2 separate regions of the Homo sapiens genome follow, and region 1 is linked to region 2. A link is a loop called in an ENCODE intact Hi-C map of the cell type or tissue named here. Cell type or tissue: PC-3. All regions are shown on one strand. Each heading gives the region's core, and the rest is flanking DNA. Links, peaks and the distances in the headings are about the cores only. Region 1 overlaps ARHGAP17 (Rho GTPase activating protein 17). Region 2 has its middle 20 kb from the start of LINC02175.

Region 1 (15,663 bases), core at 6,357-8,856, 70 kb before region 2:
TCTCCCTCCAGGCAAATTACACAGGTAGGAGACAGCCTGTCTGGGTTCAGGTTCTGGTCTCACAGATATTAGTTGTATGATGATCTCTGTTTCAGTTTGGGGCTATCTGTTGACTAAAGAAAACATATCAAGTACCTAACACATTGTAAGTATTCAGTAAATGTTAGCTGCTATTATTATTATTGCTGTTGTTGTTGTTCTGCTTATTATTATTTTTGTTTGTTTTTTTGGGACAGGGTCTGAGTCTGTCACCCAGGCTGCAATGCAGTGGCATGATCTTGACTCACTGCAGTCTCCACCTTCCAGGTTCAAGCAACTCTCCTGCCTTAGCCACTGAAGTAGGTGGGATTACAGGCCTGCATCACCACGTCCAGCTAATTTTTGTATTTTTGGTAGAGATGGGGTATGTTGACCAGGCTAATCTCAAACTCCTGAGTTCAAGTGATCTGCATGCCTCAGCCTCCCAAAGTGTTGGGATTACAGGCATGAACCATCACGCCCAGCCTGTTCATATTATTATTAATGAATCAAAGCACACTATGTTCAAGGCACTGGGGACATGACAGAGACATAGACCTTGCTCTCTAAATGGTTATCCTGACAGGTAAATGCAATGAAGTGCTCAATTTCAAAAGCTTTTGCTAGAACACTCATTCTTAAATTGGCTTTTTTTTTTTTTTTTTGAGGCAGAGTCTTGCTCTATCACCTAGGCTAGAGTGTAGTGGGGCAATCTCGGCTCACTGCAACCGCCGCCTGCCAGGTTCAAGTGATTCTCGTGCCTCAGCCTCCCCTGCTGTGATTATGGGCATGCACCACTTACACCCAGCTAATTTCTGTACTTTTAGCAGAAACAGGGTTTTGCCATGTTGGCCAGGCTTGTCTCAAACTCTTGACCTCAAGTGATCTGCCCTCCTCAGCCTCCCAAAGTTCTGGGATTGCAGGCATGAGCCACCGCACCCAGTCTAAACTGGCTCTTAATTTGGCTATCATTCTAAAATGTAGCTTTATTTAAATACCTAAAAACTTCTAGCTAAAGAGCCAGTTTTTGTAATATTTTTAAATACAAAGCCACTCATTTTCCTATCAGAGATTTGTTTTCCAGCTGGCAATGACCACAGAATCACCTGATCTAATGTTATAATCATACAGTCAAGGAACCCAAAGCCGAAGGAGGTCAAGTGGCCTGGCCAGGCATCCCAGGGAGACGCAGGAAAGTCAGACCTGAGTGCTGATGGCCCGGGCCTCTGTTCAGTGTCTTCCCTACGGGCCAATGGCTTATCTCAGGAGAGGCCTGGCAATTACAAGTGGGCTGGTTATAACGTCATAATCTGCTAACAAAAAAATGCTTTCAATTCTGCAGCATCCCATGTAATTTCACCTGCCCAGCAGAAAGGGCATTCATGTTAAAAACACAGGGTCCACCCCTGACATGTCACTTGCCTCTTCTGCCTCCAAAGGGCTCCATCTGATACAATCACATATGCACTGGCTTGTACTGGACAGAATATCTCTGCAAGGCTATACAACAAACTACTAAGAGCAGGGGCTCTGGAGGAGGGAACTGGGTGCCTGGGGAAATGGGCTAGGAGGCACTTCACTGTAAGTTCTTTTGTATATTCTGAATTTTGACCGTGTAAATGTAGAACCTATTCAAAACAGTAAGCTGAAATTTAAAAATAAACAGAGGCATTTACTCATTTCCCCTCTCCCCAAATTATTGATTTTTAAATTTTTTGTAGAGACAAGGTCTCACTATGTTGCCCAGGCTGGTCTCAAACTCCTAGTCTCAAGCAATCCTCCCACCTCGGCTTCCTACAAAATTATTTTCAAATAAATAAATAATGGGCTCCATCTGCACTACAAGGAGACTATTCCCAGCTGCCCCATTTCTGGACAAGGAAGACATGAGAATAATAGGGGATAATTCCTACCTTTTGGTTATGCTGCCTTTCTAAAGGAGGTTAAATACCTATTAAAGATCAATGCAATAATCAAGACAAATATATTGTGCAACTCTGGAACTCTAGGAGTCTATGGAAAAAAAATAATAGAAAACTCTATTTTGACAAGCATCACTCAAGATGGCAGCTGTAAATAGTTTTGTGGTTTCCCTAACCTGACCCCAAAGCCACAACAATCTTGTTTCCTATGTACATAAATAAGGAAACTCTGCTTAACATATGGGCTCATTAATCAAGTATCAACACTGAACTCCTCCACAGGGAGGGCTTCGTGCTTCCTAGAGGTGAACAGCTTTCTATCATCAGGGATAATTTTTTTTTTTTTTTAAGACAGGGTCTGGCTCTGTTGCCCAGGCTGGAGGTCAGTGACGCGATCTCAGCTCACTGCAACCCACTTCCGGGGTTTTGCCATGTTGCACAGGCTGGTATCGACTCCTGAGCTCAAGCAATCCACCCACCTTGGCCTCCCAAAGTGCTGAGATTACAGGAGTGCAGCACCATGCCTGGCCAGGGATGAATTTTAAATGCTCTAAAGACTTAATTTGTAAAATGCATGCCAATCGCACAAAAAGAAATAATTCTCTAATCTAATAATCTATCTTATCTGACCCACGACAGTTCTGCCATGTCAATGGTGGCTGGGCTGCAAAGGTCACCTGCCTCATGTCTCTCTCTTCCCTTCTATTCTTGCCTCTTCCCATGCAGGAAGCATGTTATGAGGCCTTTGGGAGGTTCCTCCTGTGTTTTCTAGAGCCCTGGAGACTGCTGCAATTTTCTCCATATTAGTCTTCTCTCACCATTGTTGTGGTAACTCCTCTTCCCAAGTGCAAAGTGTAGGCATCCTCAAAGCCCTGTCTTTGGCACTTTCGTTTGACGTTGGAAAAGGAAAGCTAAAGCATTAGGTTTCAGAAATGAGGGCCAAGCACTTTGCCCCAGCTGCCTGGAATATTCCCACCACCTGCCACTAATTTCCCTCCTTTATAGGGCAGACACCACCTCCTCCAGGAAGCCTCACCTAACTACCTCCCTCTTCCTCTGGTACCCATTCTGGGCCCCCCATAAAACCCTGTGCATGTTTTATTGAGCATCTTGTTTTATAATGATCCATTTGTATGTATCTCCCCCATGAGACCATGAAAACTTACATTTCATTCATTTTATATCTCCAGCACTTGTACACAGTAGGTGTTTGATAAATATTTGTTTCTATTGAATATATGTCTTGGACTGCGTCTCAAGGAAGACAACAGGAACTAGATAGAACTGTGAGGGACAGTGACATATTTGGGGACTGGTGAGTGTTATGTGGCTGGCACAGGGTGTGAACGGGAAGCAGCAGGAGACAATGAAGCTGATAAGGAGAAATGGAATCAGCTGAGAAAGGGCTTAAGTCATCTAAAGAGTGTGGACTTTATCCCAGGCAATGGGAACCAGCCAGTGTCCCTCAGAAGAAGCACTTCTAACATTAAGATACTTCCTGTGTGGAACTATTTCACCAGGCACTACAAAACATTTAGCATCTTGGCCAGGCACGGAGGCTCACGCCTATAACCCCAGCACTTCGGGAGGCCGAGGAGGGAGGATCACTTGAGGTCAGGAGTTGGAAACCAGCCTGGTCAACATGGTGAAATCCTGTCTCTACTAAAAATACAAAAATTAGCCAGGCTTGGTGGCGTGCACCTGTAGTCCCAGCTACTCGGGAGGCTGAGGTGGGAGAATCGTTTGAACCGGGTGGTGGAGGATGCAGTGAGCCGGGATCAACCACTGCGCTCCAGCCTGGGCGACACAGCAAGATTCCATCTCAAAAAACAAACAAACAAACAAAAAATGCTTAGCATCTCGGTTCACCCTCCAAATGCCAGTGGTGCCTGCCAGTCCCTGTGATGACCGAACTGTCTCTACACATTTCCATATGCCCCCAGGGGTGTAATTCTGGTCCCTGTTAAGAACCACTGAGCCAAGATTTTTTTTTTTAGGCAGGAGGATAATAGGGTTGATTTGTGTTTCAGGAAATTGACTCTGGTGATCAGGTTGAAGACAGACTGGAAAGGAAATTACAGACAGGAAATGTAGCTCAGGAGGTGACTACAACAGTCCAGGTGAGAGGGAGTCAGGTCTTGCATTAAGGCCAAGGTGGTAGAGATGCAATGGAGATGAGCAATTTAAAATATTCACAGAGAGAAATCAAAGGACTTTCTAATTAGGCAGTTATGGGGTTTGGAGGATAAAATAAAAGCGAGGCCCAGCACAGTAGCTCATGCCTGTAATCCCAACACTTTGAGAGGCCAAGGCGGGAGAACTGCTTGAGCCCAGGAGTTCAAGACCAGCCTGGGCAACAGATGAGACCTCATCTCTACTACGAAAAAAACAAACAAACAATTAGCCAGGCTTGGTGGCGCAAGCCTGTAGTCCCAGCTACTTAAAGGTTGAGGTCGAAGGATGGCTTGAGCCCAGGAGGTTAATGTTGCAATGGGCCGGGATCGTGCCACTACACTCCAGCACGGACAACAGAGTGAGACCCTGTCTTGAAAATAAAAAATAACAAGGAATATAAGAAAGCCCCCCAGTTTCCAGCCTGCATAAAAGGGTGGATGGAATTCAGAGAGTCAACACAGAAGGAAGAACTGATCATGCATGCTAGAATAGACATCTAAGAGAGGAAGTTTTTTGCTTGGTTGAAAATGGCTTAGAAGTCACTGGCATAAACACATCAGTTAGAAGCCATAAGAACAGAGGAGGTGGCCCAGAGAATATGACTTGGAGAATAAGAGAAGCAGAGAACTTAATGAAACAATGTGAAAAGGGTAAGCAGAGCAGAAGAAGGCAACAGAAGGACAAGGAGCTCCAGGAAGCAGAACCAGTAGGCTGGGTCTGGTTCCGAGGGACAGAGCTTTGAGGCAAGTGTGGAAGCATAGGTGTATGCAAACTTCCATTCCTATGACAGACATGATTGCAGAATCCTCACTGTTGTGCAAGAGTGGAAAAACCCTGCTGCCAGGGTGCCCCATAAAAGTCTGTAGGAAACATAAAAGGGTAACACAGATCATCTGCATACTATTAATAGTTCTCACTTTTGAGACACCTGGTGACAATACACCAAATCATAGCTTCCCTGTGTGTCACCGAAACTGTCACTTCAATGTTGCATGGGGTCTAAGGTTTACCGCATGCTCATAAGCTGGGGACTTGTAAAAGCAAGGATGGAACTCCCTCATGAACAAAGGCTGCTGTGCTCCACTGGCTCTACCTAGGAACTGAACGCTCTGAACAAGTGGACCTTGGAAAAGACACCGGATGGCTCTCCTAGAGTCCATCCCTCTTCCTCTCTATACTAGTATCCTGATTTTTCTCAGGGATCTACCCTGGCCTTGATAAAGTCTATGAGCTAGGAGTAGGACCACAGCCCATGCTCTAGGTCTGGGCCAAACTAACTTAAACCAATCGGCACATCCCATCTCCTCACCCCACCTCACCCCCTATCCATGGTAACTAGGGTGGAACAGAAACAGTCAAAAACGGGGAATGTAACTCCACACAAATCAATGCAATGGAACGCGCTTTCAATCTGCCAAGAGCTTGGAAAAAGCAGCTTTCTCACTCCATCAAGAAAAACTACTGGGGCCAAGTATGGTGGCTCATGCCTGTAATTCCAGCACTTTGGAAGGCCCAGGTGGGAGGACTGCTTGAGGCCAGGAGTTCTACATCAGCCTAGGTAACAAAGCAAGATCCCCATCTCTACAAAAAAATTTAAAAAATTAGCCAGGCATGGTGGTGTGTACTGTGGTCTCAGCTGCTTGGGAGACTGAAGCAGGAGGATCTCTTGAGCCCAGGAGTTTGAGGCTGCAGTGAGCTGTGACTGTACTACCACACTACAGCCTGGGTCATGGAGTGAGACCCTGTCAGGAAAGAAAAGAAAAGAAAGAGAAGAGAAGGGAAAGGAAAGGGGAAAGGGGAAAGGGAAGGGAAGCAAAAAGAAAAGAAAAAAGAAAAAGAGGCGAGAGGGGAGGGGAGGGGAACTACTGGGAGAGAGGCTCTCTACTCCCACTGGCCACACTCAAGGAACAAGCAGCCCATAGAAGCTGCCAATAGCCAACTTGCCATCATGAGGATGCCTGTCTAGGGACAAAGCAGACACTGAGGGCACAGGAGAGAGAAGGAAAGAAACTGGGTTTTTCATTACATTACTAAAATGTTAGATAAACCCTGACCTCAAGTCCATCCCAACCTCTGGACTTTTCAGTTAGCAAACCAATACATTACTTCTACTTCAATGTCAATTTAAGACAGGCTTTCCGCTTTCTGCCAGCAAAAGATGCATAACCGACACAGCCATTCTCTTATCAATGACACATGATCGTGGAGCTTTTAAAAGCACCTGGAGAAGATTCCGTGTAAGGAGGGCTTCCAGCCCAGCGATGTCTTAAACACAAAAGAATGCTATGGTCACGCAGGTGTCATGAGCGTGCTTGGTGATAGAAGTCACCAAAGGCTGATCCACTGATGCCACTTAGGACAACCAACCAATCCAGGGGTTGAAAAGCCTCAGAGAGACGCAGGAACTGTGGGTCTGAGTCACATCTGATACTCACGTGTCTCCTCTCGGCATCGGTGCCATGCTGGCCCTGGAAACATGCCACCAAGCGCTTATGGGAATGGTGGCATATTGACCGCACCGTGTCCAGGCGTCTCTCAATCTGACAAGGCAGAGACAAAAGAGAACAAATTCATCCTCTTTCTTTTGTGGTGTCTGCATGCTGGTAGGAAAAGCATGGCTGAATCTACATGCAGGGAAAAGGGATGATCTTGGCTACACCTTGCTATCACACTGAGTGGCGCCAGTCAGTTTACACACTACAGCACCAGAAAAGCACCAGGTTGGACCAGGCAGAAATGAAAATGAATGATCCGGGCCCAGACCCACTGCCAACTGGAAAAAACCAGAGATGCCAAAGAGCTCTCTCCAGTTCATGGCAACTGAGCCTTCCACACAATGTACATCAGACAGAAGCAGCAAAATAAACGTTCCACAATTTAACTGCAAGATCTGTGTTTTCAAAATTATTCCTTATTGGGTTTGGGGTGTGTGTGTGTGTGTTTTAAATAAACCTCTAAAGCAGAATGGACAGTCAGCAATAAGAAACACTGACTTAGGGGACCCACGCATCATAAGCAGCTTCCCAAAATACTATTGCTAGAATATGGCTGTTTATGGCAAAGAGAGCCGCTTTTTACAGGAAGGAATGCCAAAAATGTGTATTCTGATGACTCATGAAGAATGAGAGCAGGCCCTTTGGGATGCTTTCTATTTTAAAGATAAATCAACAAATTCAAAACAGAATACATTTGACCCCAAACCATTTTACGCATCGAGATGGTCTGTGCCTCTTTCTCAAAAGGGCAGCGTTTCTTCAGATCCAAGCCCATAGCCCCAGGACTCAGGGCTGGCAGGCAATGGGAGATTTAGGAGCAGATTCCACATTACCTTCCCCAAATCTTGCAATGACCAGATTTTCAAACATTAGAAAACTAATCCACATTCATTTGCCACCAGAGAAAAGCAAAAAATGAACAAATTCCATGATTTAATTTTGATTCCAATTTCCACTAGAATGTAAACTCCACAAGGACAGAAGCCTGGATCTGTTTTGTTCACTGATTTCTCCCAGTGCCTGGGACGTTATCTTTCACAGAAACAGAAGGTGCTCATTTAATATTCGTTGAGAGGGCCCATGTCTACTGAGTTCCTGTGCAAGGTATTCAAGAATCAACAGCAAATAAATGCTGGTTCTGCCCCGCTGGGATGCACAGCCCCCTGGGGAAATGCCACACAACTGCTCTAACAGAGACTGAAAAAAAGGCAGAAGAACACAGGGCAAATCAAGGGATGTTTCACGTCAGAAACAGACAGTCTCTGTGGCTTGCAGTGGCAGTAATAATAATAGATCACTAATATCTAGCACTTACCACGTGCCAGGCTCCGTTCCCAGTGCTGTTCCTGCTTAACTCATTAAACCCTCCTAACAACCTGTGAGGTGGATAAGGCCTTTCCCTCAGTTTAGAGAAGTGGAAACTGAGGCGCAGGGAAGTTCAGTAAATCCCTGAGGCCACAAAGCTAACCAGCGCAGACGTGAGATTCGAACCCAGGTAGCTGGGTTTCAGATCCCCTTTTCATCATCATGCAACAAAACTGTTTTCTTTCCTGCTCAAAATCACACTAATTAATTTTATTCTGTTTCTGGTTAAAAAAAAAAAAAAAAAAAGCCCACAGGCCTCAATTCTCACATAGGAATTTTTTTCCATCCTTTAAACAGATCATTTAAAGGAGACTATATTTTGTTACCTGTAATAGATCTTCACTAAGGACTTCTGTTTTCTCAGCTCTGTGGGAAAAATTAAAAATTCAGAGTTAGAAATCCAAAAATGAAAGGCAACTCCTAAAATTTAATAATTATTAGCCTGGAGTTTAAAGCAAAACAGGCAGAAATAAATTTAGAAGGGTTGGCAGGGGCAGTTTACCAATTTTTACATCAGAGAGCAATTTAAGCAAAACCAAAGAAAAATAACTAAGCAAAACTTTGTGGGGAATAGCAGCCCAAAACAAGAACAAATGATCCTGAGTAGTGGTTCTCAAATTTGAGCAGGCACAGAATCACCAAGGGCAGCAGGTGCTGATATAAAATGCCATTTCCCAGGTCCCTCTGGATATTCTATTCTAATTCAATAGACCCTGCATTTTTAACAGCCACTCCTTGCTCAGAATTCCATTGCAGGAGGTCTAGAGACATGGCTTTGAGAAAACACTGTTCTACAGAAGCTTAAACTTCAGTTCACAACCAGAAACGTTATGCAAAGATGCAAGCCTAGACCACCACACACAATAACAATTAGTTCCTCCTTCAAATTTCCTCTCCATCCTTACTTTGAAAAGAAACTAAGTGTTTCCACAACTTTCTCTGCTATGCTTTGAACTACTACTAATTTCATCAACCCTTCCATTAAACCAACACGGTGGCCAGCAATCAGAAGGGGGCATTCCGAGCTGGCGGAGTCTCAACTGTCAGACCATAATAATTTTTATTTTATTATTATTATTATTATTATTTGAGACAGAGTCTCATTCTGTTGCCCAGACTGGACTGCAGTGGTGTGATCTCAGCTCACTGCAACCTCCACCTCCCGGATTCAAGCGATTCTCGTGCCTTAGCCTCCCGAGTAGCTGGAATTATAGGCACGTGCCACTTCGCCCAGCTAATTTTTGTATTTTTAGAAGAGACAGGGTTTTGCCATGTTGGCCAGGCTGGTCCCGAACTCCTGACCTCAAGTAATCCGCCCACCTTGGCCTCCCAAAGTGCTGGGATTACATGCGTGAGCCACCGCGCCTGGCGTGAAGGAAATTTTTAAAAGAGAAAGAAAAAGTATGTTTCAGCTCTGAACAGTGAAGGGAGTCAGGGGAAGGCTGTCAATGAACCGGAAATTCAGAACAGGGATTGTATGATCTTGGCCGGGAACCAATGCAAGAGCAGGAAAAGCTCTTGGGCCAGAAAGTAAATGAGACCCCTAGAATGACCTCGAAATGCTGCTAAGCTCAGAGTAGTGCCAACTGTGGGCAAGGGAAAGAAGCGCACAGCTCCTCCAGTCTACACTTAAGGCAATGGCACGTTAGCCAGAACAGGGCATTGCCATGGGGGATTCTAACACTTGTCATCATGGCACTGTCCCAGTCAACCTGGAGATGCCTACAGGGTGGCTCACTCACCAGTTTCTGCAGGAAACTGGAATGCTGACCTGACTCAAATACTTCCCAGGGCCAGAGGATCAGGGCCTAGAGACAAAGCCAAGGCCCCAGCTTCCAGAGGCAGCCAATTTTCAACTCTATGAAAAGGTTCCACCAGCAACAGGCCAACATATGCTACCCTAGACCTTGCTTGGCAAGCAAGGTGCCAGGCATTGCTGAAGAGCCAAACACAGGTAGTCATACCAGTTAGGGAAGGGAAGCAGGGCCCCAGCTGACCATGAGGTCAAAGAACCAGACTCAAAAAGAAACCTGACAGTCAGCCTAGCAAGAACACACCTGGCATGAGATCGTCATAGTTTCACCATTAGACGCCCCCATTCCTCTCGCCAATGCCTCATCCCTCCTTTAGCAAAATGCCACCAGGGAATGGGTAACTTTTGCCTTTCTTCCCTAGCCAAAACCCCCAAATCTGGACAGGGCCCTGTATACCTCTCACAGAATCCACCTCAACTCTAAAATGACTTCCTTCTGTAAGTACGAGTATACACAGAGAAGTCTCAAGGCCTATTAAAATTTTCACAAGTTCAAAAAAAGAGATTCAACCTGAGAATCAGAACAAATATGTCCTTTTTCAGAGCAAATTATTTTTTAAAAAATAACAGAAGAAGAGAAGAACTTGCTCTACAATCCCAATGTGGGCTATAAGCAGATGTGGGAAAGTTAGTAATAGCTCAGAGGTATGCTAGAGCCAACTCAGACCAACCAACCATGTGCATCTTCTCCCAACTCCTTGCTCAGTAACCTCACACTGGTACTTGAAATCAAAAACATAAACAACTGCAAACAATTCAAATAGGAGCTTGGCAGTTGTTAAACAGTTATGAGCACAGTGCTGCAACAGCCACAAAGAAAATAAAGCAAACATAAAAACGAGGCAAGTATTAACTTCAGGAAAAACAAAAAGTCCACTGGAAACATAAAGATAGTCATAGTAACTAGTATGCTCAGCTGCAAATAATTGATTGGACATAATATAAATATCAAATAGTAATACAATGAAAAATTATAACTGTATTGAAAGGATGGGGGGAGCAGAAGCAGAGGGAAAGGGCCCTAAACCCTCATTTATCAGAACAGAAAGTCAACAGACAGTAACTAATTTGATAACCCAAACGATAGTTTACACATATTACTTATAATTATGAATATGAATAAATGTCACAATAAACTGTTAATATTTCAAAGTAGTTGCTTCTGGAGTTGGGAAATCTCAGAGAGTAGGGAGTGAACCCACCGTATTTTGTGGTAAGTCTTTTACTATATTATTTGACTTTTTAAACTACATGAATCACAGTTTTGAGGTTTTTTAAAAATAGCATGTTACTTACACTTTTAAGTAGCATGCTTGATTGATATGGCCAGGGGTGAAGTGTGCCTAACTTAAAGAATTGGTCCAATGTCAAGCTCTACAAATGCACAACAGAAAACATACCTCAGAGTATCTAAAATGTAAAGAAAATCAGTGTATTTCCAGCCATTTTTTTCAAATTAACTGGACCCTCTGCTTTAGAGGTACTTTACATGAAAAGGTCTGGAGGCTGAAAACTATATTGAATATATTATATGAAAATGTTAATGTACTGTTTAAAAAGAAATTTCCCCTTTGTTTCCTGTGTTTGTGGAGGCTATATATATATTACATTAATAAAATCAATTTTAGATTTGCAGGCTTAGATTTTTTTTTTTTAAATCAATTTTAGAGGTTGGGGGTGGTGGCTCACGCCTATAATCCCAGCACTTTGGGAAGCCAAGGTGGGTGGATCACTTGAGGTCAGAAGTTCAAGACCAGCCTGGTCAACATGGCAAAACCTCATCTCTACTAAAAATACAAAAATTAGCCAGATGTGGTGCCACACACCTGTAGTCCCAGCTACCTGGGAGGTTGAGGCACGAGAATTGCTTGAACCTGGGAGGCGGAGGTTGCAGTGAGCCAAGATCGTGCCACTGCACTCCAGACTAGGCAACAGAGCAAGACTCTGTCTCAAAAAAACAAAAAAAAAATGTGTAGAAAAAAATCCAAACCCAACTAGAGATTAAAAGTGATCTATAATTGGGAAGAATTACTTTTAAGTGACAAATCATGACTATGGAGTATAATACACAAACTGGAATGGCTCCCTCACACAAAGATTCTTTGCTGGCCTGTGGACTCTCCATCTTAATTTTCAGGCCTTGGTACTGTCTCCATCTATTCCAATAATGTGGTCCAAATGACCTGATCTCCCTCATCACTGTGACTGGTCCAAGCCTTGGTGCTTCCTATCGTGAACTGTTTTGCAGTGTTCACCTTTACCAGAGATATGGAAAGTCCAGCAATTATTCCACTATCGGCCAAGGTGCCCATTCAATAGGCCATTCAATAGGCCATGTACGTAGGCCACAGAAATGTGCTGGTTTTTTCTGAGAAGTGTTATCTTTGGTTGAGTTTTTGTAATTTATTAAAGCAAGGCAGGGGGCAAGAGACTGAATTCGTCAAGACATCTATAGACAAAAAAAAAACAGTAGACAAAGTGATCCAATCATAAAAAATAATACTTGATAAATCATATATATATATATATATATATATATATATATTTTTTTTTTTTTTTTTTTTTTTTTTGAGACAGGGTCTCGTTCTGTCACCCAGGCTGGAGTGCAGTGCCACAATCTCAGATCACTGCAATCTCTGCTTCTTGGGCTCTAGTGATACTCCCACCTCAGCCTACCAGGTAGCTGAGACTACAGGCATACACCACCACGCTCAGCTAATTTTTCTATTTTTAGTAGAGACAGGGTTTCACCATGTTGGCCAGGCTGGTCTCAAATTCCTGAGCTCAAGCGATCTGGCTGCCTTGGTCTCCCAGAGTGCTGGGATTATAGGCATGAGCCACCGTACGCGGCCAGATTTTTTTTTTTTTAAGACAAGGTTTTGCTCTACCTCCCATGCTGAGTGCAGTGGCCTGATCACAGCTCACAGCAGCCTTGAACTCCTAGGTTCAAGCTATCCTCCCACCTCAGCCTTCCAAGTAGCTGGGACGAGAGATGCGCACCATCATGCCCAGGTAATTTTTAAAATTTTTTTTATAGAGATGGATTCTCACTACATTGCCCAGGCTGGTCTCAAACTCCTGAGCTCAAGCCATCCTCCCGCCTCCAACTCCCAAAGTGCTAGGCGTGAGCCACTGCGCCCAGCCTAGATTGTTTTGAATCAGACATTTTGCTCCATGTTCCTAAACTTTTTGTATATGGGTTTTTTCTGCTTTGTCAGAGCCTTCTTTGTGTCCAACGTTCTGGGCTTGAAAACACACTTGAATGTTTCCTGTCTGCAACTGGAAAAACAATACGAATCAGGAAGGAACTTCCCACTCGCCATTTTACTCTGGGGTTTGTTTTTTCCTATGAAGCTATTCTGCAATTTTACTAGTCACTCAAGCAAGGCTGATACCAGGCAGGATCTTTAATTTACTTTTTGGTAAAGCACAGATTTTCTCCTCGTAATTCTCAAAGCAGCAGTGCTGCCCAGGCCTTCATAGTGCCACTTTCCCTTGACCTGGTGTGGCAATGTCCAACCCTGCAGTGTGGCTAATAGGATGTTTCACTGAGCTCACTTGCCAGGCAAGGAGAAAACAGAAATGTTTTCAATCTGGAGTAGTTCACTGTACCAAAAAGACAGAAGATGCTCAGACCAGGTGAGAGTCAAAGGAAAATTTCCAATTGGTCTGATATTTTCCATCTCTAATCATGGATTTCTGGTAGTTTCCTTCATAAAACATGTACTATGGGAGCCAGGGACTCCCAAACCATGGACACGAATGCTCAAGTCCCCGCGATCAATGCAGGCTGTGGTCTTCCAAACAATGAGCACTACCGTCCTCCTCCCTGCTAGACAGCAGGTTCCATGAGGGCAGAGAGAGAGCTCTAAAGTCATCACTCCTCCCCAGCGGCAAGCTCAGCACCTTCCTGCCACTTAAATACATACTGAGGCCGGGCGCAGTGGCTCACGCCTGTAATCCCAGCAGTTTGGGAAGCCAAGGCAGGCGGATCACGAGGTCAGGAGATCGAGACCACGGTGAAACCCCGTCTCTACTAAAAATACAAAAAAAAAATTAGCCAGGCAGTGGCAGGCACCTGTAGTCCCAGCTACTCGGGAGGCTGAGGCAGGAGAATGGTGTGATCCCGGGAGGCGGAGTTTGCAGTGAGCTGAGATTGAAATTGCGCCACTGCACTCCAGCCTGGGCGACAGAGCAAGACTCCGTCTCAAAAAAAAAAAAGAAATACACACTGAATGAATGAATGGATGTCTATCACATCTTTGGGAAAAAGGACATTCACAATGTCAAACAAAATCCAATAAAACTAGGTTGAAAAGCAGCCATAGGTGTATAGAACTGCCTTCCACAGTAAAATCCATAATGACTAAAATTGAAATGTGATATTACCTTTCAAGGTTAATCTTTTTATAAAATGGGAAAAAAAACCACAGTTGAAAATAAAAAAAAAATGTCTGTAGGGGGAGGCAAAATCCAGTTTTAAAAATTTTATGTTAAAAGAGGAGTGAAAGCCATTCCTCCAATCCCATATCCCAAAGGGTACTGTTACGAATTTGTTATATATCCTTCCCAATTTGTTTTCTAAATTTAAACTAGTGCTTCTCAACTGGAGGCAACTGTGTCCCCAGAGGACATTTGGCAATGTCTGGGGACATTTGTGGTTGTCATGATGGGAGATGCTACTGGTCTCTGTAGGCTAGAGGCCAGGATGCTACTGACTATCCTAAATGCAACCCCACACACACACACACACACTAAATAATATAAAGAATTATGAACAAGGAATGATCCAGCCCTGGATTTGTTTCCTATTGCTGCTGTAACAAATCACCACAAACTCAGTGGCTTGAACAACACAAGTATATTATATCACACTTCTTGAGTTCAGCACTTCCAACCAGGTCTCCCTGGACTACGATCAAGGTGGCAGCAGGGCTGAATGCCTTCCTGGACATGCAAGGGGAGCATCTGCTTCCTCGCCCTTTCCAGCTTCTTGAGTCTACCGCATTCCTTGGCCTCCTCCTGCACTGTCAAAGCCAGTATGGTTCACTCTGGGCCTCTCTGCCACAGTCACCTCTTCCTCTGACTCTGCGACCTCCCTCTTCCACTGCTAAGGACCTCTGTGATTACACTGGGCCCACCTGGCTAGTCCAGGCTAATCTCCCTTTCCACTGATTAGAAATTTTAATCCCATCTCCAAACTTAGTCCCCCTCTGCCATGTAATCTAAGACATTCAGAGATTCTGGAGATGGGGATCTGGACATGTTTCGGGAGGGCAGAGCATTATTCTGCCTACTTCAGGTCCAAATGTCAACAGTGCCAAGGCTGAGAAGTGCTGATTTCAAAGGACACACATACACACACATACGTACACACACATACATGCACACCCATACACACACACACAGATGCACACAGGTAGATAGAGACACGAGGGGCATTTTTACACGTCAGAATACAGATGTACAACTCCACCACCTCCCTTTTTATGCCTGTACATTAACCTATTCTGTGGATATACCATGTTCTACTTAACTGCACGAAAGCAAGGCAGCACCACCAAACCCTCCAGCCTCATATTCAATCTAATTGAACTGTGGACTGAAGACAGTTGAAGACCGTCAAACCTCCACATCACAAACGGTTCCTCCAAGGCTGTAGGGATCTACTTGAGCCTTCATAATAGCCAACAGTAGCAGCCATATTTGCTGGGTGCTTTCTATGCCCCAGACACTGGGCTGGCACTTACATCTACTCTAATTCTCACATCAACCCTATTGGGTAGGAACCACTATTTCCCCCATTTTACCTATAAGGAAAGTGAGGTCTTGAAAGGTAACTTGCCTAGGACCCCAGCACTAATAAGTGGGATTG
Region 2 (15,663 bases), core at 8,545-11,044:
TTACATGATCTGGTCCCTCAAGCCTGGTATCTGGCTACCAACTTGAAATCTCCACTTGGATGTCTCGGAATTATCTCACATTTACTATTTGCAAAACTATGCTTACGATCACTTCCCCATGTTCTACTGCCCTGTCCAAGCCCCGACTTAGTGAATGGTTCTATAGTTCATTTAGTTCACAAGTTTAAAAGGTAGGTGTCATCTTGGAACTCCTTTTTTTTTTTTTTTTGAGACAGGGCCTTGCTGTGTCACCCAGGCTGGAGTGCAGTGGTACAATCATAGCAGCCTCGATCCTGGGCTCAAGCGGTCCTCCCACCTCAACTTCCACAGGTGTGTGCCACCTCACCTGGCTAATTTTTGTATTTTTTTCTAGAGGCAGAGTTTTGCCGTGTTGCACAGACTGGTCTTGAACTCATGGACTGAAATGATCCACCTGCCTCAGCCTCTCAGAGTGCTGGGATTACAGGCATGAGCCACTGTGCCTGCCCAGGAACTGCCCTTTTAATATCTGCCTTGTGCAATCAGTTACCCAGACTTCTTATTTTATTATTTTTATTTTTTTATTTTTTTGAGTCAGAGTCTTGCTTTGTCGCCAAGGCTGGAGTGCAGTGGCGTGATCTCCGCTCACTGCAATCTCTGTCTCCCAGGTTCAAGTGATTCTCGAACCTCAGCCTCCCAAGTAGCTGGGATTAAAGGCACGTGCCACCATGCCCAGCTAATTTTTGTATTTTTGGTAGAGACGGGGTTTCACCATGTTGGCCAGGCTGAACTGAAGAGTGAGGTGGCCTGACTTGGTTTTAACAGCATCACTTCAGCCTCTGTTAGGAGCAGACTGCAGGGGTAAGGACGGAGGCAGAATCAGTTAGTTGGCTGTGGGGGTGTCCCCTGTGAGACAGGCTGGTGCTTGGATCAGGATAGTGGTGATGGAGGTGCTGAGAATATGTCAGATTCTGGGTGCATTTTGAAGGTAGAGCTGATAGAATGTTCTGGCAGAGTGGATATGGGGCGAGACTGAGGCGGCCAAGATGACTACAAGGTTTTTGGCTTAGCTGACACGTGGCTCACTCCGAGAGTCCTTTCTGACACCCATAGACAAGACCTAGCTTCTGTTGAATGTTCTCATAACACCTGTGAGTCTCCTTGGTGGTCGTCGGCCCAGTTGTGATTTAGAAAGTGCCTAGTGGGCTGGGAGTGGTGGCTCACGCCTATAATCCCAGTACATTGGGAGGCTGAGGTGGGCAGATCACCTGAGGTCGGGAGTTCAAGACCAGCCTGACCAACATGGAGAAACCCCATCTCTACTAAAGATACAAAATTAGCCGGGCATGGTGGCAGGCGCCTGTAATCCCAGCTACGCGGGAGGCTGAGGCGGGAGAATCGCTTGCACCTGGAAGGTGGAGGTGGTTGTGGTTGCGGTGAGCCGAGATCCCGCCATTGCACTCCAGCATGAGCAACAAGAGCAAAATTCCATCACAATAAATAAATAGGAAAGTGCCTAGTGTTCATCTCTGCCACTGGAATAGACACAATACCGAGCACAGACCATGCCTACCTTTATGCCACATGCACAAATAAATATTTGTCAGCTGGTCACAGTGACAGGGACTGAGCACACATGTTCAAGATTGTATTTCCTGATGAGGTCTTAAAATTCTGGTTTTCTGTTTCATTGGTTCTGAATGGTCTATGTGTTCTAGAGAGCAGACCAGGGCTTATAAGGCTGAAATTTCATTGTGAAAATTATGGTGCTTAATCTGATTTCTCAACTGAAAGGAGAAATATTCCCCCTTGACATAGAAGCAGGTCACAGGGTCACCTCTGGGGAAAACCAGCTTTTCCCCGAGGGCTTAGCCCAGGGCCTTTCCGGCACCCAGATCGCATCTTCTTAGCTGTGCCCCAGAGAATGAGGTCGAGATTGTGATCTGAAATATTTTCAAGGCAGGTGCTGCTTTTCATGCCCAAAGAAGGCATGCCACTTCAGAGCTAGAACATTCTGTTGCACATAAATTAGCTGTAAAACTTGCCCATCAATAAAGTCAGATAAATCATGGGGTTGTGCTTGTGTTTTTCTTTTTAAGGATCAAATTAAAGTTTGGGAAACATTCGCTAAAGATAATGTTATTAGATCTGGAATGTCAATCTCACGTCATTTTTTCCCTTAAATGCTTAATTTTTTTAATGACAAAAATAACTTTTCCCTCCACTTAATAATTTAAACATATTTCCTATAGATCTGCCTTATTCTTTTTAGTGGCTACAGGGTGTTCTGCAGCATAGTAGTATTAATACTTTATTTGGCCATTCTTCTATTGTTCATCATTTATGTGGCTCTGGTTTTGCTGTTGAGAGTGCAAGGCTGGGCACGATGGCTCATGCCTGTAATCCCAGCACATTGGGAGGTCAAGGTGGGAGGACTGCTTGAGTCCAGAAGTTGGAGACCAGGCAGGGCAACACAGTAAGACTTCATGTCTCAATAAAAAATAGACTGGATGCTGTGGCTCACGCCTGTAATCCTAGCACTTTGGGAGGCCAAGGTAGGAAGATTGCTTGAGCTCAGGAGTTTGAGACTAACCTGGGCAACATAGTGAGAACCTTTCTCTGCCAAAAAGAAAAAATTAGGCATGGTGATGAGCACCTGTGGTCCCAGCTGCATGGGGGACTGAGGCAGGAGGATCGCTTGAGCCTAGGAGGTCAAGGCAGCAATGAGCTATGAGCTATAATTGCACCACTGCACTCTAGCCTGTGTAACAGTGAGACCCTGTCTCAAAAAAAAAAAAAAAATAGTGCTGGGATCAGCATTTTTGCATGTGCGTGAGTTTTGCTATGAAATAGATTTTAGGGAAGAAGTTTCTGCAAAGTAGTCCTTGAAAGAGGTTGTGTCAGTTTCCATTCCCACCCACAGTGAATGTGATGCCAGTATCGAATATTCTCAATCTCTTTAATTGTTTACCACCTAGCAGGTGGAAAATAATCTCCCTTTATCCTATAATCACTCTTGAGGCTGAACATTTTTTAAAAAAACTTTTAGGGCAGGGTGTAGTGGCTCATGCCTGTAATCCAAGCACTTTGGGAAGCCGAGGCAGGTGGATAACTTGACGTTAGGAGTTTGAGACCAGCCTGGCCAACGTGGTGAAACTCTGTCTCTACTAAAAATACAAAAATTAGCCAGGTGTGGTGGCAGGCGCCTGTAATCCTGGCTACTTGGGAGGCTGAGGCAGGAGAATCGCTTGAACCCAGGAGGCAGAGGTTGCACTGAGCCAAGATTGTGCCACTGCACTCCAGCCTGGGCGACAGAGCGAGACTCTGTCTTAAAAAAAAAAAAATGCAAAAAACTTTTAGGTTCAGGGGTACATGCACAGCTTTGTTGAATAGGTAAATTCGGGTCATGGGGTTTGTTGTATGATTTTGTCACACAGGTACTAAGCCTAGTACCCATTAGTTATTTTTTCTGATCCTCTCCCTCATCCCACCCTCCAGCAGACCCCAGAGTGTGTTGTTCCCCTCTGTGTGTCCATGTGTTCTCATCATTTAGCTCCCACTTATAAGTGAGAACATGCAGTATTTGTTTTTCTGTTCTTGCATTAGTTTGCTAAGGATAATGGCCTCCAGCTCCATCCATGTCCCTGCAAAGGACATGATCTTGTTCTTTTTTATGGCTGCATAGTATTCTATGGTGTATATGTACCACATTGTCTTTATCTAGTCTGTCACTGATTAGCATTTAGGTTGATTTCATGATTTTACATGGTGAATAGTGCTGCAATGAACACACACATGCATGCGTCTTAATGGTAGAATGATTTATGTTTTGGGGAGTATATACCCACTAATGGGATTTCTAGATTGAATGGTATTTCTGTCTTTAGGAATTTGAGTAATCGCCACACACTGCTTTCGACAAGGTTGAACTAATTTACACTCCCACCAACGGTGTGTATAAGTGTTCCCTTTTCTCCACAACCTCACCAAAGGCTGACCATTTTCAGTATGCTCACTGTCATCGATTTTTTTTTTTTTTTTTTGAGACAGGGTCTTGTTCTGTTGCCCAGGCTAGAGTGCAGTGACATGATCACCGCTCACTGCAGCCTCAACTTCCTAGGCCCAAGTGATCATTTTGTCTCAGCCTCCTGAGTAGCTGGGACTACAGGCACAGGCCCCCATGCCTGGCTTATTTTTAAATTTTTTGTAGAGGCAGGGTATCACCATTTTGCCTAGGTGGGTCTCAAACTCTTGAGCTCAGATGATCCTCCCTTCTCAGCCTCCCCAGGTGCTGTGATTACAGGCATGAGCCACCACACCAGCCTGATATTTTTTATGTGAACCTTCTCTTCATATCATTTCCTGTTGGGCTGTATGTCTTTTTCTTGTTTGGTTATTTATATTTTTATTACCGATTTGTAGGAAGTTTTTATGTTGGCATAGTATCCTTGGCTAACTATTTGTTGTAGTATTTTTTTGTCAAGATGATGCTTGTCTGTTGGTTTAACTTGTACAGTACACTTCATAAGTCAGAAACTATGAATCTGTTTTTTGAGTTGAGGTTTCACTGTGTTGTCCAGACTGGTTCTCCCCTGGACTCAAGTGATCCTCCTGCCTCCACCTCCTGAGTAGCTGGGATACAGGTACTTGCCACCATACCCGGCTCCAGAAATTGTAAATCTTTGATGCAAAATCTGACAATTTTTACTTTTGTTTTTGTTTTGTTTTTTTGATACAGGGTCTCCCTCTGTCTCCTAAGCTGGAGTGCAGTGGCACAATCTCAACTCAGTGCAGCCTGGATCTCCCAGGCTCAAGTGATCCTCCCGCCTCAGACTCCCGAGTAGCTAGGACTATAGGCACACGCCATCATGCCTGGCTAATTTTTATTTTTTGTAGAGATGGGGTCTTGCCTTGTTTCCCAGGCTTTTCTTGAACTCCTGGGCTCCAGCGATCCTCTTGCCTCGGCCTCCCAAGGTGCTGGGATTACAGGCGTGAACCAGCCTCTCTTGTTATCTTTTTCTAGTTTCCTAACCCTACTTTGCAGCCATTTTCTGATTTTGTCTACTATAGATTAGATTTGCCTATTTTTGAATGTCATATAAATGGAATCACACAAATGTATTCCTCTGTGTGTCTTTTATTCAACATGTTCTTCGAGATTCATCTGTATTGTGTGTGTTGTCAAAGATAAAGCTGGACACTGAAGTGGTAAGAACCAATTTTCATCAGTAATAACGATTGCAGTTTAGCCAAATTCAATCCAGTGTGAACTGAGCTTAACTTCAATTTGCATAGACAGGACAGGGTGTTTTACAAGGAGAATGAGAAAGGGGCTCAGTAGAGTCAGGGAAGTGAAAAATCACAAAAAGTGGGGAGGGAGGGTTGGTCCTGTGAAACCCATCTGGGTTTGGTAACTGGCCATTAAGGAAGTTAGGCTTCTGCCCTCCCACAGAGAGTGGGAGGCAGGCCCTGTCTTCAGTAGTGTTGGCTGAAACACAGTAAATTCTATAGGCAGCTTTGAGTTTTCTCAGACAGGCAGCTTACTGGGGGCTGGGTCATCCAAAGGATGCAACCTTGAACTATTGGAAACCATGTTTTTAGGCTGGGCGCCGTGGCTCACGCCTGTAATCCCAGCACTTTGGGAGACCAAGGCGGGTGGATTGCTTGAGGTCAGGAGTTCGAGACCAGCCTGGCCAATGTGGCAAAACCCCATCTCTACTAAAAATACAAAACTTAGCCAGATGTAGTGGCACACGCCTGTAGTTCCAGCTACTCAGGAGGCTGAGGCAGGAGAATCGCTTAAACTTGGGAGGTGGAGGTTGTAGTGGGCTGAGATCATACTGCTGCACTCCAGCCTGGGCAATAGAGCAAGACTCTGTCTCAAAACAAAAACAAAAACAAAAAACAAACAAACAAAAAAGGCCAGGTGCGGTGGCTCCCAGCACTTTGGGAGGCCAAGGTGGGAGGATGGATCACTGGAGCCCAGGAGTTCGAGACAAGCCTGGGTGACATAGTAATACCTCCCTCTCTACAAAATAAATAATTATTTTTATATTTTTGAGATGGAGTCTCACTGGTTCACCCAGGCTGGAGTACAGTGGCACGATCTCGGCTCACCGCAACCTCTTCCTCCCGGGTTCAAGTGATTCTCATGCCTCAGCCTCCTGAGTATCTGAGATTACAGGTGTGAGCCACCACACCTGTAATTTGTGGCTAATTCTTGTATTTTTAGTAGAGATGGGGTTTCATCATGTTCGCCAGGCTGGTCTCGATCTCCTTACCTCAAGTAATCGCCTGCTTCGGCCTCCCAAAGTACTGGAATTACAGGCGTGAGCCATGGCACCCAGCCAACAATTTGTTTAAATAACAACAAAAAGAAACTATGTTAGTGTTTGCTCAAGTCTTTTTTTTTTTTTTTTTTTGAGACAGAGTCTCACTCTGTCACCCAGGCTAGAGTGCAGTGGTGTGATCTCGGCTCACTGCAACCTCTGCCTCCTGGGTTCATGTGATTCTCCTGCCTCAGCCTCCCAAGTAGCTGGGATTACAGGCTTGTGCCACCAAACCCGGCTAATTTTCATATTTTTAATAGAGACAGGGTTTTGCAATGTTAGCCAGGCTGGTTTCAAACTCCTGACCTCAGGTGATCAGCCTGCCTTGGCCTCCCAAAGTGCTGGGATTACAGGTGTGAGCCACCGTGTCCAGCCTGATTTTTGTTTATTTATTGGCTTTTTTGATTTTGTTTTTTTGTTTTTGTTTTTGTTTTTGTTTTTGTTTTGTTTTTTTGTGACTTGCTCTGTCACCCAGGCTGGAGTGCAGTGATGTGATGTGATCACAGCTCACTGCAGTGCTGACCTCCCCAAACCCAAGTGATCCTCCTGCCTCAGCCTCCCTAGTAGCTGGGACTACAGGCATGCACCACCACGTTCTGCTAATTTTTAAACTTTTTGTAGAGTTGGGGCCTGTCTCTGTTGCCTAGGCCAGTCTAGAACTCCTGGGCTCAAGTGACACTCCTGCCTCGGTCTCTCAAAGTGCTGGGATTACAGGCACGGGCCACCATGCCCAACCTTGCTCAAGTCTTTATAGGCCAAGGTTAAGGCCTAGTTGAGAAGAGGGGTCAGAGGAGCTGGCTAGAGTTTGGTCAAGGAGACAGTCTTTGCCATTGGAAAGTCATTTGCTCCTTTTTGAGTTGTGTGAATATAGGATTTGTTCATCCATTCACCTTTTGATGAACATTTGGGTTGTGTCCAGTTTTGGACCAGTGTAAATTGGCTGCAATGAACATTCTTAATTTATTTCTCTTAGATAAATGTTTAGGAGTGGAAGTGCTTAGTCATAGGGTGGGGACATATGTAACTACCACACTAATATCCAAAGTGATTTATCAGTTGACACTTCCCACCAGCTACATAGCAGAACTTGCAGTTTCTCCATATCCTTGTTAACGTTCTGTATTGTCCGTGGGTGTGAAATAGCATCTCATGGTTTTAAGTCATATTTCCCTGGCGACTAATAAGCGCTTTTTCATGTACTTATTGGCCATTCCCATGTCATCTTTTGTGAACTGTCTGTTTTGCACATTTTTGTTGGTGATACTGTTGTTTTATATTTGTTGGAGTGTATTATATATTCTGGATAGGAATTTTTTTTTTTTTTGAGATGGAGTCCCACTCTGTCACCCAGGCTGGAGTGCAGTGGTGCAATCTCGGCTCACTACAACCTCAGCCTCCCAGGCTCAAGCAATTCTCCTGCCTCAGCCTCCCAAGTAGTTGGGACTATAGGCATGCACCATCACACTCGGCTAATTTTTCTATTTTTAGTAGAGACGGGGTTTCACTATGTTGGCCAGGCTGGTCTTGAACTCCTGACCTCAGGCGATCCTCCCACCTCGGCCTCCCAAAGTGCTGGGATTACAGGCATGAGCCACTGCGCCCAGCCTGGAATATTTTTATCAGATATATATATGTTGTAAATACACACACACACACATATATACATGAAACATATATATATATGAAAATGTAAAATACCATTTGCAATAGCATCAGGCCAGGCACGGTGGCTCATACCTGTAATCCCAGCACTTTGGGAGGCCAAGGTGGGAGGATCCCTTGAGCCCAGGACTTTGAGCAACATAGGCAACATAGTGAGACCTTGTCTCTACAAGAAAGTGAACCAAATTAGCTGGGTATGGTGGCGAGTACCTGTAGTCACAGCTACTTGGGAGGCTGAGGTGAGAGGATAGCTTGAGACTGGGAGGGTTGAAGCTGCAGTGATCTGTGATCATACCACTGCACTCCAGCCTGGGTGACAGAGAGATCCTGTCCCAAAAAAAGAAAAAAGGAAAAACAGCATAAAAACAGTAGCATCAAAAATCATTAGAATAACTCTAATGAAAGACATGAAAACACCTTTACCAGAAAAGTATTGTGAGAGAATACTTTTACTCTCTCACTAAAATATTGGTGAGAGAAATTAATAAATACTTAAATAAGGAAGAGGTTACTTTGTTCATATATTAGAAGACCTGATATTAAGATGTCTGTTCTCCCCAAATTGATCTATGGAGTCAATGCAATCCCAGTTAAAATCCTATTTGTTTTTTTTTTTGAAGAAACTAACAAGTTGATTCTAAAATTTATATGGAAATGCAAAATATCTAGAATAGCAAAAAAAAAAAAAAAAGAGCAAAGTTGGAGAACTTAAACTGCTAATTTTTTATACCACTTAATTTTAAGACTTACTATAAAGCTACACTAATCAAAACATTGGTCTTGACATCACAATAGACAAATATATCAGTGAAACTGAGTCCAGAAATAGACCTGCATACGTACTGTCAGTTGATTTTTGCCCAGAGCGAGTAAGTCAATTTTCTGGTGGAAGGAAGGAAAGTCATTTAATTTCTTTTTTTTTTTTTTAAGAGAGGGTCTTCCTCTGTCGCCCAAGATGGAATGCAGTGGTATGATCATGGCTCACTGCAGCCCCAGCCTCCTGAGCTCAAGTGATCCTCCCACCTCAGCCTCCCAAGTAGCTGGGAATGCAGGTGTGTACTTCCATGTCCAGCTAATGTTTTGTTGTTTTTTGTTTGTAGAGACAGGGTCTCACTGTGTTGCCCAGGTTGGTCTCGAACTCCTGGGCTCAAGCAGTACTCACACCTCAGCCTCCCAAAGTATTGGGATTGTAGGTGTGAGCCACTGCCCAGCCAGGAAATTATTTTTAATGAATAATTCTAGATCAACTGGATATTCACATGAGGAAAGAAATTAACCTTCACCCCATCTCATGCCATACACACAAATTAGTTGGTAATTGTTCATAAACCTAAACATAAAAGCTAGAATCGTAAATCTTACACATGAAAACATGGGAGAATATCTTTGCAACCATGGGGTGGGCAGATATTTTGTGAGTAGAACACAAAATGCACTTACTACAAAGGAAAAATAAATACATTAAGAAAATGTACAGGCAAACCATATAATATTTGCAATACGTGGTAAGGGTTTTATTCTTTTCCCAAAGTACTTTGGTATTACTCAGGTCTGTGGCATCTTGCATGATATTCTGTATTTACTGGCTTTTTGTTGAGTTAGATACAGAACATTGATCCAAGAGAATTTTCTGATTGGGTTTCCCCATTTCTTTTACCTTCGTGTGAATGTTGCTCCCTTTGCCATTTATGCTTTGCCCAATATTCAGTGACTGCTTACAACAGAGACAGATTTTAGATCATATTATTCTTTGTAAAGTAAAGAGACATTAGATGAAAGCAAAAGGCAACACGGGCAGTCTCCTCTGGAAGGGAATTGCAGCCTATATGAGTCTTCCTGGTTATTGAGGATTGAGGCTCAGCTTTTTAGGTGACTCAGCATTTAAGTCCTGGCACATTAACTATATACTAGCCACAGACCTGAAAGGAGGAAGGGAGACGAAGCCTAGCTCTGTTTCAGTACAGCGTCTTTTGCCCTTAAGACTGCTTCCTGGCCAGGCGTGGTGACTCATGCCTGTAATCCCAGCACTTTGAGAGGCTGAGGCGGGCGGATCACTTGAGGTCGGGAGTTCGTGACCAGCCTGGGCAACACGGTGAAACCCCGTCTTTACTAAAAATACAAAAATTAGCCGGGCATGGTGGTGGGTGCCTGTAATCCCAGCTACTATTTAAGTCCTGGCACATTAGCTGTATACTAGCAACAGCCCTGAAAGGAGGAAGGGAGACGAAGCCTAGCTCTGTTTCAGTACAGCGTCTTTTGCCCTTAAGACTTTGCTTCCTGGCCAGGCGTGGTGACTCATGCCTGTAATCCCAGCACTTTGGGAGGCTGAGGCGGGCGGATCACTTGAGGCCAGGAGTTTGTGACCAGCCTGGGCAACACGGTGAAAACCCGTCTCTACTAAAAGTACAAAAATTAGCCGGGCATGGTGGTGGGTGCCTGTAATCCCAGCTACTCGGGAGGCTGAGGCACGAGCATCAGTTGAACCCCGGAGATGGAGGTTGCAGTGAGCCAAGATCATGCCACTGCACTCCAGCCTGGGCGACAGAATGAGAGTCTGTCTCAAAAAAAAAAAAAAAAAAAAAAGATTTTGCTTCCTGCCTTCCGTTTATAAACCAATAATAAAACCAACAGGAAATAGAAACTAAAAATGAAACTAAAAGGTATAAAAGAACAATAGAATTAAAGTTGGAGGTAGTGCCATATCTTACAGACCACAAGCAGCATGCAGTTGAAATTCTAAATCTGAGATTTTAATGCTGAACATAGTTGAATTTTGCAATCTCAAATACATGTACAGTGATGCCTTCGGGTAACAGCTGCCCGCATATATGGTGGTGGCGGTCCCACGGGAATTTTTCAGCTCTATTATCTTATCACCTAGTGACGTAGCTGTCCTAATGTCTTAGCACGGTACATCACTCATGAGCTTATGTGGATGCTGGTGTAAACAAACCTACCGTGCAGCCTGTCCTATAAAAGTGTAACACATACAATTATGTACAATACATGAAACTTGATCATGATAAAAAACTGTGTTAACGGTTTATGTATTTACTATGCTGTACTTTTTATTGTTATTTTAGAATAACAACTTGCTGACTCACCCAGAGCAACTACTTATTAACAAAAAGTTAACTGTAAAAGCCCTCAGGCAGGTCCTTCAGGAAATATTCCAGAAGAAGAAATCATTATCTTGGGAGATGTCAGCTCCATTCATGTTATTGCCCCTGGAGACCTTCCAGGGGAACAAGATGTAGAGGTGGTGGAGAGTGATATTGATGGTGCTGACTCTGTGTAGGCCTAGGATAATGTATGTGATTGTGTCTTAGTTTTTTTTTTCTTTTTTTTTTCTTTTTTTGAGACAGAGTCTGGAGTGTAGTGGCACGATCTTAGTTCACTGCAACCTCCACCTTCCAGGTTCAAGCGATTCTTCTGCCTCAGCCTCCTGAGTAGCTGGGATTACAGGCATGTGCCACCATGCCTGGCTAATTTTTTGTGTTTTTAGAAGAGACGGGGTTTCACCATGTTGTCCAGGAAGGTCTCGAACTCCTGACCTTGTGATCTGCCCACCTCAGCCTCCCAAAGTCCTGAGATTACAGGCGTGAGCCACTGTGCCTGGCTAGCATACACTGCTTTTAAAGTTTACACAGTGTAATGTCCTGCGTCTTCACACTCACTCACCCCTCACTCACTGACTCACCCAGGGCAACTTCCAGCCCTGTAAACTCCATTCAGTGCAGGTGTCCTATAGAGGTGGATCATTTTTAGCCTTTTATACTGTATTTGTAGTGTACTTTTTCTATGTTTAGCTGTGTTTAGATACACAAATACTTAACATTGTGTTACAGTTGCCTTCATTATTCAATACAGTAATGTGCTGTAGAGATTTGTAGCCCAGGAGCAATAGGCTATACCATGTAGCCTGGGTGTGTAGTGGGCTGTACCATCTAGGTTTCCGTAAGTGCTCTCTGTGCTGTCTGTACAACGAAATCACCTAAGAATGCATTTCTCAGAATGCATCCCCATTGTTAAGCAACACATGACTTTATGCGCACAAACAGATACACACACGTACACATACGCATATCATTTAAACAACTCAAGTGTTATGAGGGATAAAACAAATGTTCAGGGGTAGGAACATCTAAATCCAGGTGGGTATGTTTCAAAACCCACATTATGGCTCACGTCTCTAATCCCAGCACTTTGGGAAGCGGCAGTGGATGGATTCAACACCAGCCTGGGCAACAAGATGAAACCCCATCTCTACAAAAAATACAAAAATTAGCTGGGTGTGGTGGTGTGTGCCTGTAGTCCCAGCTACTTGGGAGGCTGAGGTGGGAGAGACACCTGAGCCCAGGGAGGTTGAGGGTGCAGTGAGCTGTGATCACACCACTGCACTCTAGCCTGGGCAACACAGTGAGATCCTGTCTCAAAAAAAAAAAAAAAAAAGAAAAGAAAAGAAAAGAAAAGAAAAAAAAGGAAGGAAAACATACATTAAACCTTCAGTTACCTAGTTAATAGAATTAAGTTCCGCAGCTGAGGAAACTGCCTCAACCTAGATCTATAAAGCTGAGTCTGCCTTGTAGGGTCCTACGAGGTTTGTGTGTGTTCATATTTGTCAAGCATTTGGAATAATGCCTGGCACATAGTAAGCACACGGTGTCACTTAAAGAAGTAAATGAGGCTCCAGCTTGATCCTTATAAGCTGGGTGAATGGGGAGGCCCCGTCTCATTCCCTGAAGCCTCAGATGAGGAAATGGCTATTGGAGGGGATTTCACACCTTTCAGAAGGACCCATTGTTCCAATTGAGCTCTTGGAGATAGGACTCAGTCAGTAAATGCTTCTTGAATGAGTAGGTGGTTGGACCAGATCAGTGTTTCCCGTGGGAGGAATGTGAGATGGTTTTGGGTGGTACACAGATGTTTTACATGTTAATAGATATTTATTACAGCATTGTGCTAGCAGAAAATATTGGGCAGCACATTTGACCTGAGTGTTTTTTAAAAAGTGAGTGATTTAAAAACACAGTAACTTGAACAGGCAGCATGTGAATGTCATGGAAACTGAAAGCATTTGTGGATTGAAAGAAGAGTGGGAAAATCTCTGAGGTCTTTCCACATCTGAGACGTTTGGTTCTTTGAATCCGGGCTTTAAATATGAAATCAGGATATAAAAATAGAAGTGATATTCTCTGGGTTTTGTGAGCAGAGATGTGTAATGGAAATTGACAGGCAGAACTGGATGTGCAGCCTCGTGGAAGGTGCAGAGATAACAGTGTATTAACACTTTGGTGTCTGCTGTGGGCAGCCTTGCGTGTGTATACATCATTTAACAAAATTGGGAACATCCTATACATACAAACAATAATCGGGTTGGTTCACCTGATACTGTAACTCTGTGTTCAGTTTTAGATGGGATCATTTGGTCATTGTATATGTGTGTGTTTCAGGCTTTTTGTACCTGTCGTCGCAGTGCCTTGCAGTATGACTGTGCCAGTTTAAGCTTCGGGCAGCTCAAGCACCCTCTTCCTCGTCTTGGCCAATGCCAAGTTAGATTAAACAATACTTTTGTTGACAATTTGATAGGAGAAATATAACTCTCTGTTTTTACTTTCATTTCGGGTTTTTTACATTATTGATAAGGCTGAGCTTTTGGTGTGTTCATTGATCTGTTGTGTTTCTTTTGTGAACTGCCCCCAAGTTTGCCTTTTGTCTTAATTTTTTCCTCTGGGATTTTAGGGTTTTTTATTTATTTGTTTTTAAGAGTCCTTCATAATGTAAAGATGTTAGTATTTTGTGACATGTTAGTTATTTCTCCTAGTTTATTTTAGAGACCGTCTCGCTCTGTCACCCAGGCTGGGGTGCAGTGGCGCAATCCTAGCTCATTATAATCTTGAGCTCCTGGGCTCAAACAATCCTCCCACCTCAGCCTGCCAAGTAGATATGACTACAGGCATGCACTACCGTGCCTGGCTAATATTTATTTATTTATTTATTTATTTATTTATTTATTTATTTATTATTTTTTGGTAGCAATAGAGTCTTGCTATGTTGCCCTAGTTGGTCTGAAACTCCTAGGCTCAAGCAGTCCTCCTGCCTCAGTCTCCCAAAGTGCTGGGATTACAGGCATGAGCCACCATGCCTAGCCTGTGTTTCCTAGTTTAATACTTGCTTTTCATGTTTGCTTGTGATATTCACACTTACTGTATTTCTTGTTGTAAAGGTAAATATTTGATTCATTCTGTGACACACCTGCTCTTCCATTTAATTTGTTTAAGGCTAATGAACCATTTATCTTCTTATAAACTTTATTTATTTATTTATTCATTCATTTATTTATTATTTTTTAGATGGAGTCTCACTCCCGTTGCGCAGGCTGGAGTGCAGTGGCACGATCTCGGCTCTCTGCAACCTCCACCTCCCAGGTTCAAGCGATTCTCCTTCCTCAGCCTCCCGAGTAGCTGGGATTACAGGTGTGCGCCCAGCTAATTTTTGTATTTTTAGTAGAGATGGGTTTTTGCCATGTTGGCCAGGCTGGTCTCGAACTCCTGATCTCAGGTGATCCACCTGTCTCAGCCTCCCAAAGTGCTAGGATTACAAGCAAGGACCACCATTCCCAGCCTTAAACTTTATTTCTATTTTTTATTTTTTTGAAATGGGGGTTTCACTTTGTTGCCCAGGCTGGACCTACATTCCTGGGCTCAAGCAATCTTCCTGCCTCAGCCTATAGAGTAGCTGAGACTACAGGCACGTGCCACCATGTCTGGCCCATTTAACTTCTTTGAAATCAGATGTGATTGGTTCTCTGTGTCCTGCAGTCACTGTCAGTTGTCATTACCTGTGCATGCTTACGTGGTTGTTATTCCTGGTGGCATGGCTGGGCAGCTGTGACTGCAGCCCCTGGATGCTTTAGTCCTCATACCACTTAAGGACCATTTGAAGAAGGAGCACAAATCCTGATTGTTGTTCAAAAACTGTCTATTCATTACTTCTGATGAGATGAAGAAAGAGCCAGCATTAAAACTTACAGAGCGAGGGCCAGGGCTCAGAAGACAATCTCAGAGAGGACAGTAAAGATCTCTCTCTCTCTTTTTTAAAAATTTTTTTGAGACGGAGTCTTGCTCTGTCACCCAGGCTGGAGTGTAGTGGTGCGATCTCGGCTCACTGCAACCTCCGCCTCCAGGGTTCAAGCGATTCTCCTGCCTCAGCCTCCTGAGTAACTGGGACTACAGGCATGCGCCACCACGCCCGGCTAATTTTTGTATATTTAGTAGAGACAAAGTTTCACCATGTTGGCCAGGATGGTCTCGATCTCTTGACCTTGTGATCTGCCCACCTCGGCCTCCCAAAGTGTTGGGATTACAGGCATGAGCCACTGTGCCTGGCCTAAAGATCTCTTAAGAAATGCCATATCACCAAAGCCCTTGAAAGCACAATAGTCCATATTGTATGGAAACTCAGACATCCTGAAACTGAAGACAACCAGCCTTTCCCATTGATCTTTTCCTTTTCATATGTGTGCAAGAGAGAGAAGTGATACCAGTCTGTTTTAATAAGTCCAAAAGAACTTTTCCAATAAACTCACAGTTACAATTATTTGGCAGTGTTTTTTCTTTCTTGGGAGTACATCTTAGGATTGATGCCTTCTTATTTGATGAAATACGTCATATGGTTAGTGTAGAAAATTTAG

What was found. A loop is a pair of places that touch in the nucleus more often than their neighbours do. Peaks named below come from ENCODE experiments on the same cell type or tissue, not always from the same donor. Only the 100,000 strongest peaks of a DNase experiment are listed, where the experiment ranks them.
Region 1: it touches region 2 in a loop (15-fold over the local background); 27 of 110 quality-filtered maps call a loop at or near these places.

What each region holds. Positions count from the first base shown.
Region 1 is chr16:24,970,665-24,986,327 of GRCh38, forward strand. It overlaps ARHGAP17 (Rho GTPase activating protein 17), which reads right to left. Exons shown (of 20, transcript NM_001006634.3): 2 at 8,302-8,341; 3 at 6,551-6,655. Among named protein-coding and RNA genes, the nearest start is that of ARHGAP17, 37 kb to the right of the region's middle. In PC-3, for the core only: no CTCF peak of the experiment used is centred there; no DNase peak of the experiment used is centred there.
Region 2 is chr16:25,038,854-25,054,516 of GRCh38, forward strand. No RefSeq gene overlaps it. Among named protein-coding and RNA genes, the nearest start is that of LINC02175, 20 kb to the right of the region's middle. RefSeq lists a silencer at 10,675-10,969. In PC-3, for the core only: no CTCF peak of the experiment used is centred there; DNase peaks (open chromatin) are centred at 9,898 and 11,028; H3K4me3 peaks cover 1,781 bases; H3K27ac peaks cover 2,238 bases.